Linked DNA regions of Mus musculus: region 2 is linked to region 1. The links are chromatin loops, found by intact Hi-C in ENCODE. Cell type or tissue: left cerebral cortex. All regions are shown on one strand. Links, peaks and the distances in the headings refer to the core of each region. The heading gives the core; the rest is flanking DNA. Region 1 holds the start of Ermap (erythroblast membrane-associated protein). Region 2 has its middle 9.5 kb from the start of Gm12853.

Region 1 (10,734 bases), core at 836-8,835:
GACCTGCTTTTTAGTCTCTCTGTCACCCTTACTCCTAGCACTCCAGAGGGAAAGGCAAATGGGTCCCTGTGTGTCCAAGACCAGCTTGGTCTACCTAGCAAATTCCAGACCTGCCAGGGCTACCTCCATTGGGAAGCCTCCATGGGCACTGAGGTGCTTTCAGTCTAAGTCTGAGTTGTTACATTCTTTTCAGAGTCCAATCCCGTACTAGATCTCAAAACCTTAAAGCTGGACACAACCACACGAGTGTGCACACACACATAAACACACACATTACCACATGCTTCCATTTTTAAGAGGTATCAAAAAAGAAACATAAAGTGGAGCTTGGGGGAGGGGGAAAGAGAGTTATTGATCAGTGGATATAGAGTGCATTCTGCAAGAGAGAATTCTAGAAATCTGACGCATGGCGATGTTCATAGTTCTGTACGTAGACTTTAAAATGACTAAAATGCTATGCCTCTGATCCCAGTTACTAGAAAAGCTGAGGCAGGAGAATCACAAGTTGAAAATGTCAGCCTGAGCTACATATAAAATGATTTCAAGATCAGCCTAGGGCAGATTATGGTGAGCCTGTCTCAAAGAAGCAAGAGAACTGGGGATCTAGCTCAGTGGTAGAGCATGTGCCACGGTGCTCAGTGGTAGAGACTGCAAGTTCAATGCCCAGTACCAGAAGAAAGCAAAACGTAAAACGGCAAAGTGGTTTTCACTCCAGTTTTTAAAAATTGACTCAAACCATTAGTTTAAGCAATTTCACTCTGAAGGAGTTGTCACAAGTAAATGACCAGAAGCAGCTCTGTCTATAAAGGGGAAGCCTGCAACACCCAGCATCTTATCATCAGAGTTAAGATGAATAAATGGGGGGGGGGGGTGCAGAGATGGCTCAGTGGTTAAGAGCACTGACTGTTCTTCAAGAGGTCCTGAGTTCAATTCCCAGCAACCACATGGTGGCTCACAACCATCTACGATGGGGTCTGATGCCCTTTCCTAGTGTACCTGAACAGAGCAATGGTGTAATTTTATACATAAAATAAATATCTAATTTAAAAAAGATGAATGAATGAGCTGTTTTTCAGCACTCAGGAGGCAGAGGAAGGTGGATCTTTGTGAGTTCAAGGGCAGCTAGGGTTACATAGAGAGACCCTGTCTCAAAACAGAAGCAAGCAAATAAACAAACAAAATGGATGGAAGAGTAGCTATAATAAAATTCAACACAACCATTAAAATAGCACAGGAGATTTATGATATAATACAATGCTTTTCAGACAGGCAGATTCCCTAGAGCGTGATAACCAGGCAACCTAACCACTTCAGAGGGCCCAGATTCAGTAAGAGACTCCGTCTCAAAATATAAGGTGGAGTTCAATTGAGGAAGACACTTGACATTGACCTCTGGCCTCTACACATACACACACACACACACACACACACACACACACACACACATACACACACACACACACAACCATACACATGCATGCATACACACCCACGCACGTACACACCATTGCTTTAGTATATTAAAACTTAAAAAGCCACAAAGAACATATATTGTCTAATCACCGTATTTTTTAAATATTGTTTTAAAACAGAAAGTGGCTGGGCAGTGGTGGCGCACGCCTTTAATCCCAGCACTTGGGAGGCAGAGGCAGAAGGATTTCTGAGTTTGAGGCCAGCCTGGTCTACAGAGTGAGTTCCAGGACAGCCAGGGATACATAGAGAAACCCTCTCTGGAAAAACAAAACAAAACAAAACAAAACAAAACAAAACAAAACAAAACAAAAAACAGAAAGTGGGAGAAGGCACAGCAAAATTATTAATAAATCTTGTTTTATTAGTAGGGCTTACAATTGTCTTGTTTAAGCTTTCCTGTATTTTGTGAATTTTTACAGTGGATATTTATACTTCAACAGCCAGGAAAAAGTACCAGAGTCAAGCGCTGGGATGAGTGTCTATAATCATAGCACCCAGGAGAACCTCAGTGTAAGGCCAGCGTGGAGTATGCAGGCAGACTCTGCCTCAAATAAAGGAGAAAAGACAATAAACGTTCTTTAATAGTGCCTCGTTCAGGAAACCACAGTTATGTAGCTGGAAGTCCAGACCTTTGTCAATAAACCCCTTAAAGCAAAGCATGGTGGGCCTGAGTTTGTAAATGGCTGTACTACCACCACTCACGAGGCAGATGCAGGAAGGTTAGGAGTTTGAGGTCAACCTGAATTATGTAGTAAGATACTGTCTGAAAACAAAGCAATTAAAACTCGGGAGAAGGGACATAGACAAAGACTGAGTTATGACTCAGTTATGACTGTCAACAGATGGGAGACGTAAGCTCTAGCATTCTAGGGTGAGTACATGTATGATTGTTATATATTCAGGTTAACTAGGAGAGAGAGCAGTTGGAGGTTTCCTAATATGAATGATGATGATGAGGAGGAGGAGGAGGAGAGAGAGAGAGGGAGAGAGAGAGAGGTGTGTGTTGGAGATGAACACAGAGCCAGGTGAATGAACTAGCGCAACCCACCTCCATTCCCAAAGCAAAGTGTAAGACAAGTCCTTTAGTGCAAGGATTTACAGAAGAAGATCTAGGAGAAGAAAAGGGTTTCTTTAGTCCGGGGAACAAGTGGGAAATCTTGGAGGAGTTATGTAGTAAAGCTGGCTCAGGGCTCCTCCCGTGATGCCTTACCTACAGTGAACTTTAGGGATGACCACAGGCCACGAGCCTTTGCATAGAATCTCAGACAGTAAGCAAAAAAGCTTCTGGAGCTCTACAGCTTGCTGACAAGTCTCAGCTACACTGAAAGTGACAGCTCAGCCATCAACAGGGGACACAGTTCAGGCCACCACTGGAATCTGCTAGATTCGAAACCCAGTGATGACTGAAAAAAGAAACCCCGGGGACTTCTGAGTGACCAGTGCATTTTTATAAAAGTCCACGTGCATATTTGGTGTTGCTGTGAGTACAATCGATATGAAGAAGGCTAGTCAGTTGGGGAGGGTGTGACGTGAGAGGAGGGGCGGGAAGCAAGTTGGCTTGTCTGGAAGCATATATCAAGGTGTAGCTGGAGATAAAAGCCGTGGCCGGTTGGTGGGTATCTTGAAACCAACCTTCTAATTTTTAAGTCAAAATTTAAAAGTTAGTGTACAAAGGGATGGGTTTCTTGGTGGCAGTTGCATATGTACACATCATTACACTTTGTTCTTATTCATTCCCCCACCCAGTGTCTTCTCACACACTCCCAACCCCTTCTTACTGCTCTCCCTCCTCCCCAATGCTCCTCCCTGTGCTTTCAAATTGCCCGTATTACTTTACTCTCCCCTGGCCTTTTATGGTTTCTTTCTCCTCTCCCATGGTCTCCTTTTGACTTTCATAACCTACACGTGCTTACACACACACACACACACACACACACACACACACACACACCCCACAAACCCCTAAACATAAATCCCACATATGGGAGAAAACTAATCTTCCTGAGTCTGCCCTATTTCCCCCAACATAATGGTCTTCAGTTCCATCTATAAAGCTTCTAATTTATGCTTATTGGGAAGTACAAGAGAGCAAGCCTTCATTTTTAAAAAGGAACAATGGAATCAAATTTTAGGAGTCATGGTTGTCACCAAGCACTGGGGGAAAAGAGAGTTGGGGTAAAGGTCCTTCTTTGCCGAGGCAGTAGACGGGTCCCTTGCTTTTGGGGAGCCTCCTTTCTGAACGCTCGCTTTATCAGGGGTGGGCAGACAGGGCGTTGCTTGTTTGTTTATAGGGACAGTCAGAGGCCCTCTGTGGGGTAGACAGAGAGAACCCTTGGCTTTGAGACTCTGGCATCAGACTAGAATATGAACTTTTTGCAGACCCATCTCTTGAGATCTTCCTGGCACTCTTGCCCGATGTCAGACCACCCTGCCTGTGGGGAGCCCAGTGTTCCCAGGTAGGAGGCCCCAGCTCTGCCGCTAAAGGACACAATCTCCACCTCAAAGGTCAGTTCTCTTCGGTCTCTTTTCTTCCCTTAGTCTGTTTAGTTCTTTAAATTTCTCAGGATCCTCAAGTTCAGTAGGGAAATAATCTTTCTTTTTACAAAGATCATCTTAAAGGACAACATGGGACAATGGTTAGCTGTCACTTAGGAGCCTCGAATCCAAGTTACCAGCGTGCTGTGCCGGTTCTGTCTAAGACTCTTACTTATTGTCACGGTAGTCATTAATAATACAGCAGATGTGCAGTTCGGCCCCACCATCTGCTGGGTCCCGGGCTGGGCCATATCAGGCTGATCATTTATACATGTGTAGGGTCTTCATAAGTTGCTCAAGATTGGCAAGAGAATGTCTGTTGGAATCTTTTTTTTTATTTGTAAGCTTTAAAAATCAAACTAGTTCAAACTTAAAATGTGACTGATTCTGACTGAAGGAACATACTTTCAACTTGTGTCATGGGGAAAAATGGCTACTATATAAAGATCTATTCAAGCTATTAAGAGACAATAAGTCAAAGAAACAGCTTAAAAATATTATTTTATTATAAAATTGATTAAAACTTTATTTAACTTGATATATTTCACTTAAGGCAAGGCTGTGGGAAAGCGAGAACTTTTATGTTGACTGATTGATTGATTGATTGATTGATTGATTCATCCCTTAGGACAATTTGATGGTGAAAACATTCCTATTTTAAAATTAGGAAACTCAAAGCCTAAGAGTTAAGCAGTTTGCTTTAATTTACAGTCTCATTTAGTTGGAGACTCTGCTACAACCCTTAGGACTAAGACTCCTAATTCTAGCCACCAACCACTGTCGTCTGTACTGATGATCAACCATACGGAATTATTTCTAAAAATTCTCACAGGTCTGTGTTGGAATGCTGAAGCGGCTAAAGAAACATGTGGTGGCGTGGAAAATGTGTGTAATGCCACACTCACGGAAGATGTCAGGTATCAAAGCAACATGACGGGTTTATGCTTTTAAAAAAGATTTATTTGTTTTTACTTTATGGGGACAAGTTTGTCTGCTTGAGTGAATGCGTGCTTAGTGCCTGTGAAGGTCAGAAGAGGGCATTGGATCCCCTGGAACTGGAAGCTACAGATACTGGTGAGCTGCTATGTGGGTGCTGGAACTGACCCAGGTCCTCTGCAAGAGCAGGCAGTAGTCTTACAAGCTGAACCATCGCCCCAGCACCCCCGGGTTGTTTTCTGATAACTGAAGTGATGGGCAGGGTGGGAACGGGTGGAGAGAATTTGGAGGTGATCTCCTCTTGGACTGCTTGCATTTTCAACTTCCTCCTCAGTGTGGCAGGACAGACCACGCTTCCTCCTAACTGCCTGCAGTTCAGGCAATAGCAAGTGGGTGGGCAGAGCTTCACTAGGGAACTCTCTGGGGTCTCCCACCGCTAGAACACACCGTGCTTTGCACCTCTGAGCTATGATATCTCCGTTGAGTTTAGTACACATTTATCAAGCACATTTCTCCAGGCATCTACAGCCAGTGCTCGATGCATACTCTCCTCCTGAATCTGTCCACCTGCCTGTGAAGAAGCCCTGCCCCGACAGATTATTGCCATGGCGGCAAAGATATCACACAACTTTGCTAGAGATGTGGGACTAGCAAATAGAAATAGGTAAGACCTGAGTCTAGGTCTAGTCAGCTAGCCCCAGTGTCTATTTGAAGGGTTGGTTTCTTTATGTTGGAACATGATGAGGACTTTGCAGCCTTGGTTGATTGTCAACTTGCAAGGCTGTCAGCGAGGCTGGAGATGCTGCTCAGCAGTTAAGAGCACTTGTTGCTCTTGCTGGGGACCATTTTCACAACCACCACTATCTCCAGTTAACAGGGGAGCCGGCACCCTTTTCTAGCCTCTAAGGGCACCTGCACTCATGTGGTGCACATGCCTCCCCCATATATACATATAATTAAAAACTACTTTAAGAAGAAGAGTTTCTGAGGATTTTAGTCACATTGTCACAGGAGGAGTAAGAGTGGTATTACAAGGGAGTAGGGAAGGGGAGCTGGGTTTAGAAGCACATGTCCTTGCTCCAGCTAGAACTCATCAGCCCTCTTTTGATGTCTGTCCTAGTTCATATGGAGAGACCAAGTCCCTGTGGTTCCTGGCTTGTCGGCTGTCTCTTCACCATAGCTGTCTTCCAGCCGCCTGTTCAGGTGTTAGGTAGGAGTTTTGGGTCTTTCTCTGCCTGGGAGGTCTGACAGGGATGAGGCATGGCTCTGGAACTTGGCTCTTCTTGGGTTCTGTTTTCCATTCTCCTTTCCAGGATTGCCCTTCTCTAAGGAACCCCCCTTTCTCACTCCTTCCCAAACTGTCTCTAAAATGTTTTTCTCCCCCTCTTTGGTCTCCGTCACACAGGGGATGCTGGCAAGGTCTACATAGCCCCTCTTAGGGACACAGCCAACTTGCCCTGCCCTCTCTTCCTCTGGCCTAACATGGTACTCAGCGAGATGAGGTGGTATCGGCCCGGACACCTACCTCGCACCCAGGCTGTCCACGTGTTCCGGGACGGGCAGGACAGAGATGAAGACCTGATGCCAGAATATAAGGGCAGGACGGCACTGGTGAGGGATGCCCACAAGGAAAGCTACATCCTGCAAATCAGTAATGTGAGGCTCGAGGACCGAGGGCTATACCAGTGCCAGGTCTGGGTCGGAAACTCAAGTCGAGAAGACAACGTGACCCTGCAGGTGGCAGGTTAGCACAGGTTGGAGGGGCCCGGGTCATTTGTGACAGCTGCTTTATCAGCCTGGACTTCTCCAGTCCTGTCCATTCAACTTAGTGAAACCCTGACTGGTGTTTTGTTGTGAGGAGGGGAGGAACTTGGACTTTGGAAAACATTGTCCAATATAGGACCTGGATAAGCACAGTTGGTGACCTGTAAACTTGTTAGCTCAGACAACAAAGGAAGCTTTCTCTTCTCCGCTACCAAGAAGCTCAAAATCAGCTGGGCGTGGTGGCGCACGCCTTTAATCCCAGCACTTGGGAGGCAGAGGCAGGCGGATTTCTGAGTTCGAGGCCAGCCTGGTCTACAAAGTGAGTTCCAGGACAGCCAGAGCTACACAGAGAAACCCTGTCTCAAAAAAACCAAAAAAAAAAAAAAAAAAAAAAAAAAAAAAAAGAAGCTCAAAATCAGGGCTGCAAGGAAAAGTCCTCCAGGCTCAGAATTCCCAGCTGTGACAAGGATTTGCTGCACAGCTCCTCTCTGAGTTCTGAGTATGTAAAGGGCCAGAAGGCAGATACTGCTTCTCAAACCATCTTCAGTGTTTTTTTAGAAAAGTCAGTCTACCTCAAACCCAGTCCAAGTCTCTGCGTTTGTTCCATGTCAGCTCTGTGAAGTCACCCTAGATCATCACTTTGAAGATTTATTTGTTTTTATTCTATGTGTGTGGGTGTTTTGCCTGCATGTATGTCTGTACACCATATGGGTACCTAGGGACAACAGACACCAGAAGAGAGGGTCAGATCTCCTGGAACTGGAATTAAAGACATTTGTGAGTTGCCATGTGGGTGTTGGGAACCAAACCTGGGTTCTCTGGAAGAGCAAGCAGTACTCTTAACCCCTGAGCCATCTCTCCAGCCTCTGATCACCTTTTGATTGCCATTTGGTTACATGCCCCAGAGGGATGAATTCCTATAAAACACACAGTAGTTGGTAGACTCTTTCAAATCGTGGAGTCCTTTAAGGGTAAGTCATTATCAACTGGAGACTGGGGTCCCCAGATTGGTAGTGTGATGCTGGTGTTGTCCTGAGTGAGTCTTGAACTTTATATGGATGAACCGTTTTGTGGTGAACCGAGCAGCTGTGGGCAAGGGTAAGAAGGCATATGCTCTAGGTCTGTTACCAGCTGTGGCTGTCCATCAGGGAAGGGTGGAGGAGTGGAGGGCAAGAAATTGGCTAGGACCATGCCCTTGCCAGGGCCCTGCTAGTCAGCTGGATTGCCTCAGTCAGGCAATCTGTCTTCTTCAGTTTTAGGTTCTGATCCCTACATCCACGTGAAGGGCTATGATGCTGGGTGGATCGAGCTGCTGTGTCAATCAGTGGGATGGTTCCCAAAGCCGTGGACTGAGTGGAGAGACACTACGGGTAGAGCGCTACTCTCCCTTTCAGAGGTTCACTCCCTGGATGAAAATGGGCTGTTCCGAACAGCAGTGTCCAGCAGAATCAGGGACAATGCCCTGGGAAATGTGTCTTGCACTATCCATAATGAGGCCCTTGGCCAAGAGAAGACGACGGCCATGATTATTGGAGGTAATGCTGGGATGCATATAAGCTTGAGGCTCCTAAGAGGCCTGGAGGAAACCCCTACCTCAGTGGAAACTTTATAAGGAATTTTCAGGGGTGAGAGAGATGGCTCAGCCGCTGGGGCACCAGGCACATGCATGGTACATAGACATTCAGGCAAACAAAACACCCATACACATAAAATTTAAACATTTTTTCAAAATTTCCATGAATTATATCATATTATAGCTCTAAGAATGTATATTGGAAAAAAAGAAAAACTTGGAAAAAGGGAACATTTTAGAGAGATCAAAACAATGGTATAGAATCTCATAAATTATAGAGAACTACTGCTAATATTTTTGGGGTATGGCTCTCAAGACTTACATGTATGTACCTCTGAGGAGTGTGTGTAACAGCCCTGGATAACCTGAAAGTTTCTTTGTAAACCAGGCTGGTCTCAAACTCATAGAGATCTGCCCGCCTTTGCATCCCGAGTGCTGATATTAAAGTCATGTGCCACCACTGCCTAGCTATATGCCATTTTTCTTCTATATCTTTAAATATCTTTTCATAACTTGATTTTTTGGGGTGGCATAGAATTTTATTGTGTGTCTATAGATTAAAACAAATTAAACAAAGGCTGTGTTTGGAAATCCAGATGCCTTGCCATCCCCCCCCCCCCTCATGTTATAACTAATGACATAGTGGACATCTTCATACCTCTTTGGGAGCCGATTCAGAATCACATCCTAAGGAAATGGAACCGCTGGGTTAAAAAGTGTGACACTTTGAAAAACCCTCTAACTATGGAGCCATGTAATAAAATGAGTTGGTAGAGCAGCCTCCTGGACATCTGCCGGTCCCTTTCATTGTTCTTCCCTCTATGCCCTTCTCCTCTTCTGACATTGCCTCTCCCTAGCATAAGAATTTAAAGTAATATATTTAAGTCCTTCCCCTCCCCCCAAGTCCCAGGGAATTAGGACTCTTACCATCTCCATTTTATAGATAAGTTAAGCCAAGTTGGGAGAGGCTAGGTCTCTTGCCTAGAGCCACCCAAAGGCTGAACAAGAACATCCAGCCAGCTGGGACTCTCCACCACTTGTCACAGCTCCACCCCTTTCCTGCTCTACCTGCGGGGACACAGACCTCAGTCCCACACCAGTGGCCTGGAGCACACTGTTGCAGCTGAGCCTGTGGATGCATACCAGAAGAAGGCAGACAGGACTCATGAGGGACTGTTGATGATTATTAAGGAGCACACATTTAGGACTGTGAGGTCCCTGGGAGTCCTTGTCAGTGGAGTTAGAGAACAGGGTTAGTTTGTGGTTGAGAAGCCTTTGTAAAATATGAGCACCCCATTTCACTTTGCCACCTGGAGTTTGAATTCCCAAGAGAAGCAAAGAGCTTCATCAGTCTTGGCAGGACTCTTCCTAGAGGCAATGGGACAGCAGGATGCACCTGAGCCATCTGTCCTTCGAGGCAGGGAGCTGCTTGCAGATGTCTCCCTGAGGGTGGTCATTGGTGATCTTTGTTTCAGCCCCAGAACGAGGAAGTCTGTCCTCTCCAGCGGTGGCTCTTTCTGTGGTCTTGCCCGTCTTGGGGCTCCTCATCCTCCTTGGCATCTGGCTCATTTGTAAACAAAAAAAATCAAAAGGTAACTTGGCAGTAAGGGAGCTGTGGGCACTGGTGGGGAGGGCTGGGGGGTATGGAAGACTGTGACTGCTCTGGGGAAAGACCCACAGGAGTAGATGTGGACACAATATTTGCTGCAGGTGGGAGACCCTGCCAGTTGAAAACTGGGACAGCCACGTGCCAGGGAATCACATGGCAGAGGGAGGGGAGTAAGCTGTGGAGAGGCTCTGAGTAGAGCTGTGAATTCTCAGCCTTTGAGAAATTAGATCTGAACCAACCCTGGCAGCTTTCTAATTAACTAAGAAATTAGAGCTTTCTAATCAGGAAATCCAATTATATTCATTTGGATAAAACCCTCATTTAAAATGGTTGCATTTCTCAGGATCTTAATTGCAAAGGATTTGGAAAGTTACATAACCCAACACTTCCTCCTCCATCTGAGGGTGTGAAGACTGTGATCTTTTCAAATGGCCATACACCTATATTGGCGGAGGGGTCAGTCCTATTCAGACAGCTCAGACCATGTTTGGGCAGCAGCATGGAGGAAAAGGCGCTTCCTCAGCTGAGCTCACTCTCTCCTCTCTCCCCTTCCAGAGAAGCTGCTGTATGAGCAAGCGATGGAGGTAGGTGAGTGCCCTGGGCAGGGGTCAGGGGCATGCTTTTGTTTTGTTGATTTCTGTATCACCAGTGCCCACAGAACTAAACTTTGTCCCTGAAAGTTTCATCAACCTCTGTTTGTGTTGATGGAGGAACCCAGTCTTTTCTCCTAAAAGAGATGGCAAAGCAGTCAATGGGGACATCCTGCTCAGAATCATGCTTTGACGTGTGCTCTTCAGCTACTGTGTTGTGAAGAGATCAGAGGAGTAAGACAAGACATGGGAGA
Region 2 (10,734 bases), core at 888-8,887, 540 kb after region 1:
CTCTCACTCTTCATCAGGGAGATGCAAATCAAAACCACAGTTTGATATCACCTCACCTCAGTAAGAATGAATGCTATCACAGGACTACAGACACACACCCTGATGAGAATCTAGAGGACAGGGAACTCCTTCACACTACTGATGGGATTGGAAAGTTAGGGCAGCCACTGTAGTCAAGAGTATTGAGACCCCTCCACAAGTTCAGAATACAGGTATCATATGATCAGTCAACCCCTCTACTGGATATATAACAAATGGAAATAAAAAACACTATGTACTTCAATGATGACTGTAGAGCTGTTCACAGTTGCCAAGAATCCACAAGCAACCTAAGTGTCTATCAACTAGTGGACAAATGGGGGTGGGGGAACCATGTTTTCTATGCATTATGCAACATCAGTGTCATAAAAAGGATGAAATCTATCATTTGTGTCAAAATGAATAGAACTAATGAAATGAAGAAAATATACCAGGCAGAGAAAGACAAGTGTGTGCATGAATTGGCTCACATGTGCAGTCCTGGGAAGGTAACCATGGAGGCAGGAAGAGGAATTCTGTTACAAAGCTGAGAGTAGAAGATAGGGGAGTCTGGGGTACAGCTGGCCAGTGAATACAATGTTACAGTCAAATGCAATTTAGATGCTTTGGGTGGTGTTGCATCATTGAGTAACCACTCTATAGAGAACAGCTGCGCCCTGTGTGCCTCAGCCCTCTAGCAGGAACATATTGAAAGTTCACCCTGAAGAAATAACAGATGAGGAGGAGGTAAACATGTTTAACCTGATTTAAGTATTTCAAAGTAGATACATAGTATCAAAACAACACATGACACCCATTTTTATGTACAATTCTTATGCATTTGTGCATGAGTTAAAATTACACGGCACTTCAAAATGACAGTTAAATGAAATGCTTCTGAATTGAGATGACAGGACAAGGAGTGATGAAATTGTGCTACTGAGGTTCTCTCCTGGAAATAAGTGCAACTTCTTGGTTTCCATTGCCACAGATCAGCAGCTGGGTGGGTGTTTCTCTGTATATCAGGGAGACAAAGGAACCACCAACCAAAGAATGAGCATGAGCTGGACCTACAATCCCCCCTTCGGCCCCCCACCTCCACTCCCCTCACACACACACACACACACACACACACACACACAGACACACACACACACACACACACACACACACACACACACCGTCCTGCACATATGGAGCAGATGTGCGGAGCAGGAGCAGTCCCTGACTCTGTGGCCTGCCTGTGGATCCTGTTCCCCTAACTGGGCTGCCTTGTCTGACCTCAGTGGGAGAAGATGTGCCTAATTCGGCAGTGACTTGATGTGTCAAAGTAGGTTGGCACCCAGGGGAGAGACTCACCCTTCTCAGAGGAGAAGGGGAGGGGAATAAGGGGGAAAGTAGCATTAAGGGGAGGGGGAGGGAGGGACTTGGCAGAGAGGGGGGCTAATATTGGGATGTAAAGTAAATGAATACATTAATGAAAAAATAACTGTGGCTGGTGAGATGGCTCAGTGGGTAAGAGCACTGACTGCTCTTCCAAAGGTTCTGAGTTCAAATTCCAGCAACCACATGGTGGCTCACAACCATCCCTAATGACATCTGATGCCCTCTCCTGGTGTGTCTGAAGACAGCTACAATGTAACAGTGTACTTATTCATAATAATAAATAAATCTTTGGGCCGGAGCGAGCGGGGTTGACCAGAGCAAGCAGAAGTCCTAAATTCAATTCCCAACAACCACGTGAAGGCTCGCAACCATCTGTACAGCTACAGTGTACTCATATACATTAAATAAATAAATAAATCTTTAAAAAAGAAAGAGAGGAGGGGAAGGAAGGAAGGGAGGAAGGAAGGAAGGAAGGAAGGAAGGAAGGAAGGAAGGAAGGAAGGAAGGAAGATCCACAACAGCTAGAAGACCTTAAAACTAAGGGAAGGCACCACATATACAGCCCAACAGGAGGCACAGAAAAGTAACAATCCATTGTTAATATCTGTCTTGAAAGACAAGGAGAATATCAGTGTATAGGCTAGAGGCTGGAGGAACAGCCTGCTGTGTCAAGCTCTGTGGATTTCATCATGGTTCAGTTACCAGCACATGTTCACAGGCACATACATACATACATACGTACACACACACACACACATACAAAGTAGCATGTAATCAAGTAAAACATATGCTTAGAAGATTTAAAACCATTTACATTACCCTTGGAATTAAATCAATATGGAAATTATAAACTATATAGCAACAAATAATAAACAAAAGACCTAGTCTATATCCAAAAGAGGTAGAATATAGCCAAAGATATACATTTACTTGAAAACAACACTTTTAGTAAAATTAATGCTGCAAGCTTCAACTTAATAAAAATTACATAAAACCATTGAAGACATGTCTCAGCAGTTAAGAGCACTGGCTGCTCTTGCAGGGGACCCCTGTTCAATCCCCAGTACCCACAGGGCAGCTCACAACGGTCTGTAGCTCCAGCCTCAGGGGAGTTTATGTCCTCCTCTGACCTCCTTGGGCACTGTGCATTGGTGAAGTGCAGACAAGAATTCATTCATAGACATAAGATAATAAAATAAATAAATCTTTTAAAACTATGTGAAAGCAATTAAATAGATAACAAGCAAAATAAAAACAATAAGAGTAAGTGCATAAATTAATGAAACATTAGAAAGGGTTAGATGTTGTTGTTGTTGTTGTTGTTGTTGTTGTTTTTTAACACCAGTATATCCAAAGGTATAAGCAATTGGCAAGTAATACATTCCAGGGAGGGGAAAATGACAGAGACTAGGGACACTTGTCATTTTGAGAAACTACTATATAAATTTTAAATCAGAAATTTTGAACATATAGATAAAATGCATGATTTTTCAAAAAAGAAAATTTAACTGGACAAATTTTCCCAAGATGTTAAAAGCCAAAGTCAGTGGAGAAGAGACTAAAGAGTCAGCCAGGCGCCCACATTTCAAAAAAGCCCTAGAAGTGAAGCAGGGTCAGGCAGAGGCTCTCCAGAGCAGGGGCAGAAACACAATTTTCAAGTCAGCCTGCACCGCACGGTGAGACGCTCCTTAAAACTTAATCTGTGCTGGGAGTGGTGCTTCACACCCTTAATCCCAGCACTAAGGGAGGCAGACAGAGGCAGATCTCTGTGAGTTTGCCGCCAGCCTGGTCTACATAGTTTCCGGCCAACCAGGGCTACATAGTTAGTTAAGAGCTTGTCTGGGAAAACCATGCCACAGTGGGAGCAGGGGCTGTCTCTGACTCTGTTGCCTTTGGAACCCTTTGCCCTACCACACTTCCTTGTTGAGCCTCCATAGGCGAAGATGCATCTAATCTTACTGCAACTTTATAGGCCAAGGTGGGTTGAGGTCCAAGGGAGCCCTCCCCTTCTCTGAGGAGAAAGACAGGAGTGGATGGGGATGGAGGGGATGTGGGGGAATACTGAGAGAAGAGAAAAGAGGGGAAACTGCAGTTAGAATATTAAGTTAATTAATTAATTAATTATAAAAATATTTCATTGTGAAAAACAAACCAAAACATTAATTAATTAACTAATTAATTAATTAATTAATTGTGGGACAATGGACCTTACCAGGAAACCTGGTAAGGCAGAGAAGGTCTAAGTCCCTGGCACGTGGACATCCACCTAAGACTGTAGGCAGCTCCCTGTTCCCTGCCAGATTCCTGGCCTACAACATGTGTCCATACTCCCCATGTAGCTCACGTAGCCCAAAACAGAGTGTTCCATGCTAATGAGGTACCTAGAGACCTTGAGGGTTTAACCAATAGGCTTCCCTTCCTGGACATTCCAACCTATAAAAGGTATTAACCTCTGGCCCACCCTGAGAAGTTGGAATGGATCCATTTTCCATGATGAACACTCAATAAACAGAATGATAAACATGGACGGCCTCTTTCATCGAGAGCCGCTGTGGGGAGCATGGAGATGGCCTTTGCCTACGGAGCCGCAGCCTAAGTCTCCTGTAGAAGGCCTCTCTATGTGCTTCCAGACAACCACTGCCAAGCTAAGGACAATCACTGATAAACGAAGCCGGAGCTCTCATCTCCCCCAGCCCCGGGCTAGGTGCCATCCTCAGCCCACAGGACCCCAATGGTCCCAGCCTCGTCTCAGGCCCATGGACCCCAACACTTCGTTCCCGACTTCTCTGTGCAGTTTTCTAGTGACTAGATTCCCGGGAGTCAGAGAACCCCATCTTCCTCCACCCCATCTCAGACTACGTTTCCCCACCCCCTGAGCAGTGTCTCTGTGCTTCCCTAGAGCCCAGCACCTGACCGTGGCAGCGTGGGATAACCACAGTCAAGCTCCCCACTTTCTGCCTCCCCAACGGAGTGTCCCCCACTCCAATGGTGGGGCGGAATCTGGACACAATTAATCATAATAAAATGAGTCTTAGGGCTCAGATAAGGAACAAGTTTTCCCACACTAACCAACTAGTCCAGAACACGGGAAAGATAGCTGCTGATGCTTTTCTGGCATAAGGTTGGTATAACTGGGCAAAGATACCACAAAACATGAAGGTTTAAGGCCAACTTTCTCTCACAAATACCAGATCCAGGGCCTAGAGAGATGGTCTAGTGATTAAGAGAATGTTTTTCTCTTACAATGAACCCGTTCCGTTTCCAGCTGCCACATCAGGTGGCCTAGTAATTCCAGCTCCAGGGGATATCGGATGCTTCTGGTCTCCATTGGTACCTGCACCCATGTGCACATCACATACACGCAGACACACACCCATATGCAGAATTAAAGGTAATCTTAGGCACAAATACTGGATGTAAGTATCCTTTGTAAAGTATTTACTGAAATCTAGCCACCTGTTAAAATAACAATATAACATACCCAAGAATAACTTACCCAGTAAATGAGAAAAAGATTCCAAATTAGAAAGCATTTTATGTAACATAGTACATTAGTAGATTTAAGGAAGCGTGTGGTAACACAAGCCTTTGATGTCAGCATTTGGGAAGCAGAGACAGTTGGATCCCTGTAAGTTCAAGATCACCCTGGTCTACAAAGTGAGTTCCAGACCACTCAGGGCTACATATGAAAATGTTTCAAAAACCAAAAAAAGTAAAATGCTATTTAAGAGATAAAACCATATACAAGATGAAGAGGAAAATATCTAAAATATCTTTGTACTGTCAGTACAATGGATAAACAGATTACCATCAATAATAGCTACAGAAAGGCATGGTGGCACATGCCTTTAATCCCAGCACTCGGGAGGCAGAGGCAGGCGGATTTCTGAGTTCGAGGCCAACTTGGTCTACAAAGTGAGTTCCAGGACAGCCAGGGCTATACAGAGAAACCCTGTCTCAATAATAATAATAATAATAATAATAATAATAACAATAATAGATACAGAATATACATTATTTATAGAAATAAACTCCCTGATAGAGAGAATTAAGCTCATTTAAGGTGTAAACGAAGAGCTGTATAAACTTTACTTAGGAGGTGAGTCCAGCAGGCATCTGAATGAGGGGCTTCCGCTCTACAGTGATGTCACCTCTGCAAGTGGATTAATCCCAAGTCACTCTTAAGCCTCCAACTTTCATCTATGGAACTTGGTGAGCTGACTCTAAATATGTTGTTAAGCATATAAACATACCCAAAATGGAACTGGAGAGACAACTCAGTGGCTAAGAGCACTGATTGCTCTTGCAGAGTCTGGAGTCTAGTTCTCAGCAAACACAACCCTCTCCAGCTCCAGGAGATCGGATGCCCTCTTCTGGCTACTACAGGTACTGCATGCAATGGTGCCCAGACATGCGAGCAGGCAAAACATCCATACACATAAAAGCACCTTTTAAAAACTATTTTTACATAGTCAAGGAGAAAACAAGATTTTTTAAAAATCATATTAGTAACAGGAACTGACAGATAAATCAATGAAATAATTAAGTACAAAATAGAGTCATGATTATCAGAAACTTTGACTATAAGTAATGATGTAATTTTAAAACAATAGGGTAAGGAATATACTATTCAACCAATATTACTGGAACAATATTAAAAAAATCACACTATGATAAAAGTAAATTTCCAATGAGAATAAAAAATATATAGAGTATTGGCTATTTTTATATTTTTTAAATTTTTATTGGTTATTTTATTTATTTACATTTCAAATGTTATCCCCCTTCCCAGTTTCTCCTCTGCAAACCCCCTATCCCATTCCCCCATACCTCCTTCTTCTATGAGGGTGCTCCTCCACCCACCCACCCACCCACTCCTGCCTCACCACCCTAGCATTTCCCCTACACTGGGACATCGAGCCTTCACAGGACCAACAGTCTCCCCTCCCACTGATGTCCAACAAGGCCATCCTCTGCTACATATGCAGCTGGAGCTATGGGTCCCTCCATGTGTACCCTGTGATTGGTGGTTTAGTCCCTGGGAGCTCTGGGGGATCTGGTTGATTGATATTGTTCTTTCTATGGGCTTATAAACCCCTTCAGCTCCTTTAGTCCTTCCCCTAACTCCTCCATTGGGGTCCCTGTACTCAGTCCAATGGTTGGCTGCAAACATCCACATCTGTGTTGGTAAGACTCTGGCAGAGCCTCTCATGAGACAGCTATATCAGGCTCCAAGAATGGCATCAGCAGTAGTGTCTGGGTTTGGTGTCTGCGTCCCCTACACTGGGGAATAAAGTGGAAAGAACAAATATTTATCAGTCATAAGTAACATGTCAAAGGGACAAAGCTGGCAGGAAAGGTAGATCAATGGCATAAACAGAAAGCCCTCCAAAATAACAGTATAGCTGATAAATGCCAACCTCATGAGTGACCAGTGGGATTCAAAATAAAATATCTGCTAACTCCTTGTTAGAGTGTTCCAAAATGAAAAAGGTGACTACTTCACCATTTTGAACAATGATGGGAGATGGCCAAATTGATAGATTTATAGATATTTTTTTCTTCTTAGAATATGACCCCTTTGTTAATTATAGTTTCCACTTATGTCGTTAAGACATTTTCCTTTTTCCCTTCCCAAAGTTAAAAAACAAAAACAAAAAAACAGTGTGACCCAATAGCCACTTAGCATGGGTATTCGTTTGTTTGAGGCAGCGCCTTCTTCAGCCCAGACTGGGCTTGAATTCGCTGCACAGCCAAGATCATGTTCATCACCTTCCCACCCTCTCGTCTCCAGCTACCCAGTGTTGGGTCACAGGCCTGTGTCACCACACTCAGATGATCACAATCACTTATGACTCTATGATCTTGAAACTGTCGCCAACAAGGGACTCTGAGTGAATTTTGGCCTCATCACAACATGGGCAGAGACAAACTGATTCAACACATAGGTTCCATTTGAATAATTCACTCTTTGTGAGGAGACTCTAAGAACACCGGGCATTCTCTTGGAAGAATCTGTTGAAAGTACATATATGTCTTAGATGAGAAGCAAAGATACCATGTTCCTGTCACGTACATTTATGTCACACTCTTATAAGTCACTGTATGCTTCCATTCTGGGAAAAGGTGAAAAAATATTTCTATATGTTCTTACCAACACAATGATAAAGTCTGTTTCTAAGATCAAGCATGGTGATGCACACCTTTAATTCCAAGCAGAGGCAAGGCAGACCTTTGTGAGTTCAAGGTCAGCCTGATCTACATAGTGAATTTCAGGATAGGATATATATATATATATATATATATATAAAGAGAGACAGACTCTGTGTATGTGTATGTATGTGTATATATATATATATATTTCCAAAAATCTGGAGACAGACTTGAAGTCTGGTGTGGGAGTCGGTGTTGAGGAGGTTGAACTGGCTGGCTGTTTGTAATGACTTCATTGTATAGAGGAAAAATTAAAAGAAATTGCAAATAATGGCAATAAAAACCCCAGGGGTTTCAGATGTGACCCTGTTGCCAGTCTATGAACGATCTGTAAGAACTAGCCAACTCAGCCCTCAAAGCTCTAGAAACTCTGATGTCTGGTGACGACTTTCCATGTCAGGCCAGCTGGATGGGGAGGAAGCAGAGCTCTAGAAACCCTGATGTCTGGTGACGACTTTCCATGTCAGGCCAGCTGGACGGGGAGGAAGCAGAGCTCTAGAAACCCGGATGTCTGGTGACGACTTTCCATGCCAGGCCAGCTGGACGGGGAGGAAGCAGAGCTCTAGAAACCCTGATGTCTGGTGACGACTTTCCATGCCAAGCCAGCTGGACGGGGAGGAAGCAGAGCTCTAGAAACCCTTATGTCTGGTGACGACTTTCCATGCCAGGCCAGCTGGACAGGGAGGAAGCAGAGCTCTAGAAACCCGGATGTCTGGTGACGACTTTCCATGCCAAGCCAGCTGGACGGGGAGGAAGCTTCTGAGCTTCCAGCATTAGCCTCCTGGATTGAGATACCTGCCTGAGGATAACTGTGTGCGTCATTTTGCAGGCGCTGTTGCAAGGCCCAGACTGTGGGCCACTGGGAACTCCCAGAAGCTCTCCATTAGCCTGGAACTTCCCTGGAGGATATAAAAGCTGCCAGCCACACAGAAATTTGCCTGCCTCTAAGCCCAATTAAACTAAAGTAATGTTAGTTGAAAGTTCTCCGCTCCTCTCCCCTCTTGCTATGAGGCTCCCAATTCACTCTGCCATTCCGGAGGCCACTCCTCCTCCATTCTGCTGCCGCAGGAGTCCTCCCTCCTGGCTGCAGACCAATTATGCTGCAGCTGAGCCGCTCTGAACTAAGAATTCCTGGGAGGCTTGTTAACTTCTTTGCTTCGGAAAATGAGAGGAACATCATTAAGGAACATCATAACTTTGGCTTATGAGGCAGCGGGGACCACTCCAGCAGCCACGCAGGAAGCAGAAATGATACAGTATCCCTTGGAGGTACCTGAGGAAACTTGACCTAACTTTTTTCCTAATTCCATCCCTTGTGTATACTAGGTAGCAAGTACAAACGCAAGGTATCTTCTCTTCCAACACCACCACCACCCTGGTATTTTTCAACATTAGTTACATTAGCATAGCCTCGTCTTCCTGCCTGGTTCTCATCAGTATTTTTACTGACCATCATCCCAAAACTATCAACCTTCCCCTACTGCATCATAATCCTCAGTGTCACCACCCAACCCATCACCTCAGCAGCAGCATCCTCAGCAGCAGCATCCTCAGCATCACCTTAGCAGCAGCAGCATCACCTTAGCAGCAGCAGCATCACCTCAGCAGCAGCATCACCTCAGCAGCAGCAGCCTCAGCATCACCTCAGCAGCATCACCTCAGCAGCATCACCTCAGCATCACCTCAGCATCACCTCAGCATCACCTCAGCAGCAGCATCCTTTTGGTCAGCATTCCCATAACAGGTGTGGATATACCAGTTCACTATGCCACTGCACATAAAATCAAACAAAACGCAGACATGGTGATACAGCTGAGAGGATAGAGAGACCAAGGACATCTGTGGCTACAGAATGATTTTGAGGCCATCCTGAGCTACACTGGACCCTGCCCTTAAAAATTAAATTAAGCTAAACTTAATTTAGCACTGGAAACAATAAATGGGAAAACCGATCTTTTGCAAAAATTGAAATAATCTCCGAGGTACAGGAAAAAAGAAAGTTATAATAACTACGGAAGGGAGAACGAATTATGTCGCACCATCTTGAAAAGGTTAAAGAATGTCTAAAGAAGTAAACAGTAAGTGGAGGCGGCCATCTCTGGAGAATTAGTAGGGAGAAAAAAGGCTTTACAAAAATGAGTCTTCCATACAGCAAAGAACACTGAAGCCCCACAGAGTGGGGGCAACCGTTTAGTGACCAGAACATACAAAGAACCCAAAACACTAAGTGTTAGGTGTTGCAGGATATTTGATCATATTGTGATCCCTGAGTTTCTGTTATTTACTAAAAACAAAAAAACAAAAAAAACTGTTTCTAGTTATGGTGTGGCTCAGCCCTTGCCATACACCTGTAACCCCAAATAAAGGTAAAGCTAGTTCGGAGAAGGAAGCATCCATGCTTGAAATTGATATCTAACTGACTGGAAGACAAAATGATGAATCAGAGAAAGATTTGACAGAATAGGATCTGCCCTACTCTCAGGAGAAGAGAAAGGAAAGGGAAGCTACTTGAGGGGCAGTGGAGAGAGAGGAGGCAGTTTTACCTGGACCGTTGTACAAAGACAGGTTGCAGAGAGAGAGCAAGCTAGGCAAAGGTGAAGACAGAACAAGCCAGAGAATGAGAAGGATCCAAAAGATTAGAACATGTCTTAGTTTGGGTTTTACTGCTGTGAACAGACATCATGACCAAGGCAAGTTTTATAAAGGACAGCATATATCTGGGGCTGGCTCACAGGTTCAGAGGTTCAGTCCATCATCATCAAGGTGGGAGCATGGTGGCATCTAGGGAGGCACAGTGCAGGCAGAGCTGAGAGTTCTACATCTTTATCTGAAGGCTGCTAGTGGAAGACTGACTTCCAGATCGCTAAAGTGAGGGTCTTAAGCCCACATCCACAGTGACACACCTACTCCAACCAGGCCACACCTCCTAATAATGCCACTCCCTGGGGCCAAGCATATACAAACCATAACAGAACACATTGCCAAGGTCAGTATGAGGCCAAGAGAGAGAAGCCAGATTGAATCAGTCAGCTTAGGGAGAAATTTGAGCCAGAACAGCTGAGCTGAACCAGCCAGCCAGAGATCAGAAAGAACAAGAAAGGGTGAGCTTATTAACCA

Evidence for each region. A loop is a pair of places that touch in the nucleus more often than their neighbours do. Peaks named below come from ENCODE experiments on the same cell type or tissue, not always from the same donor. Only the 100,000 strongest peaks of a DNase experiment are listed, where the experiment ranks them.
Region 2: it touches region 1 in a loop (2.3-fold over the local background); 5 of 42 quality-filtered maps call a loop at or near these places.

What each region holds. Positions count from the first base shown.
Region 1 is chr4:119,183,050-119,193,783 of GRCm38, reverse strand. Ermap (erythroblast membrane-associated protein) reads left to right here and starts at 3,789. Exons shown (of 13, transcript NM_013848.3): 1 at 3,789-3,978; 2 at 4,841-4,925; 3 at 6,065-6,154; 4 at 6,350-6,688; 5 at 7,962-8,243; 6 at 9,757-9,873; 7 at 10,446-10,478. The coding sequence starts at 6,070. In left cerebral cortex, for the core only: a CTCF peak has its summit at 5,286; a DNase peak (open chromatin) is centred at 5,306.
Region 2 is chr4:118,640,468-118,651,201 of GRCm38, reverse strand. No RefSeq gene overlaps it. Among named protein-coding and RNA genes, the nearest start is that of Gm12853, 9.5 kb to the right of the region's middle. In left cerebral cortex, for the core only: a CTCF peak has its summit at 5,790 (motif pointing left); DNase peaks (open chromatin) are centred at 5,777 and 8,675.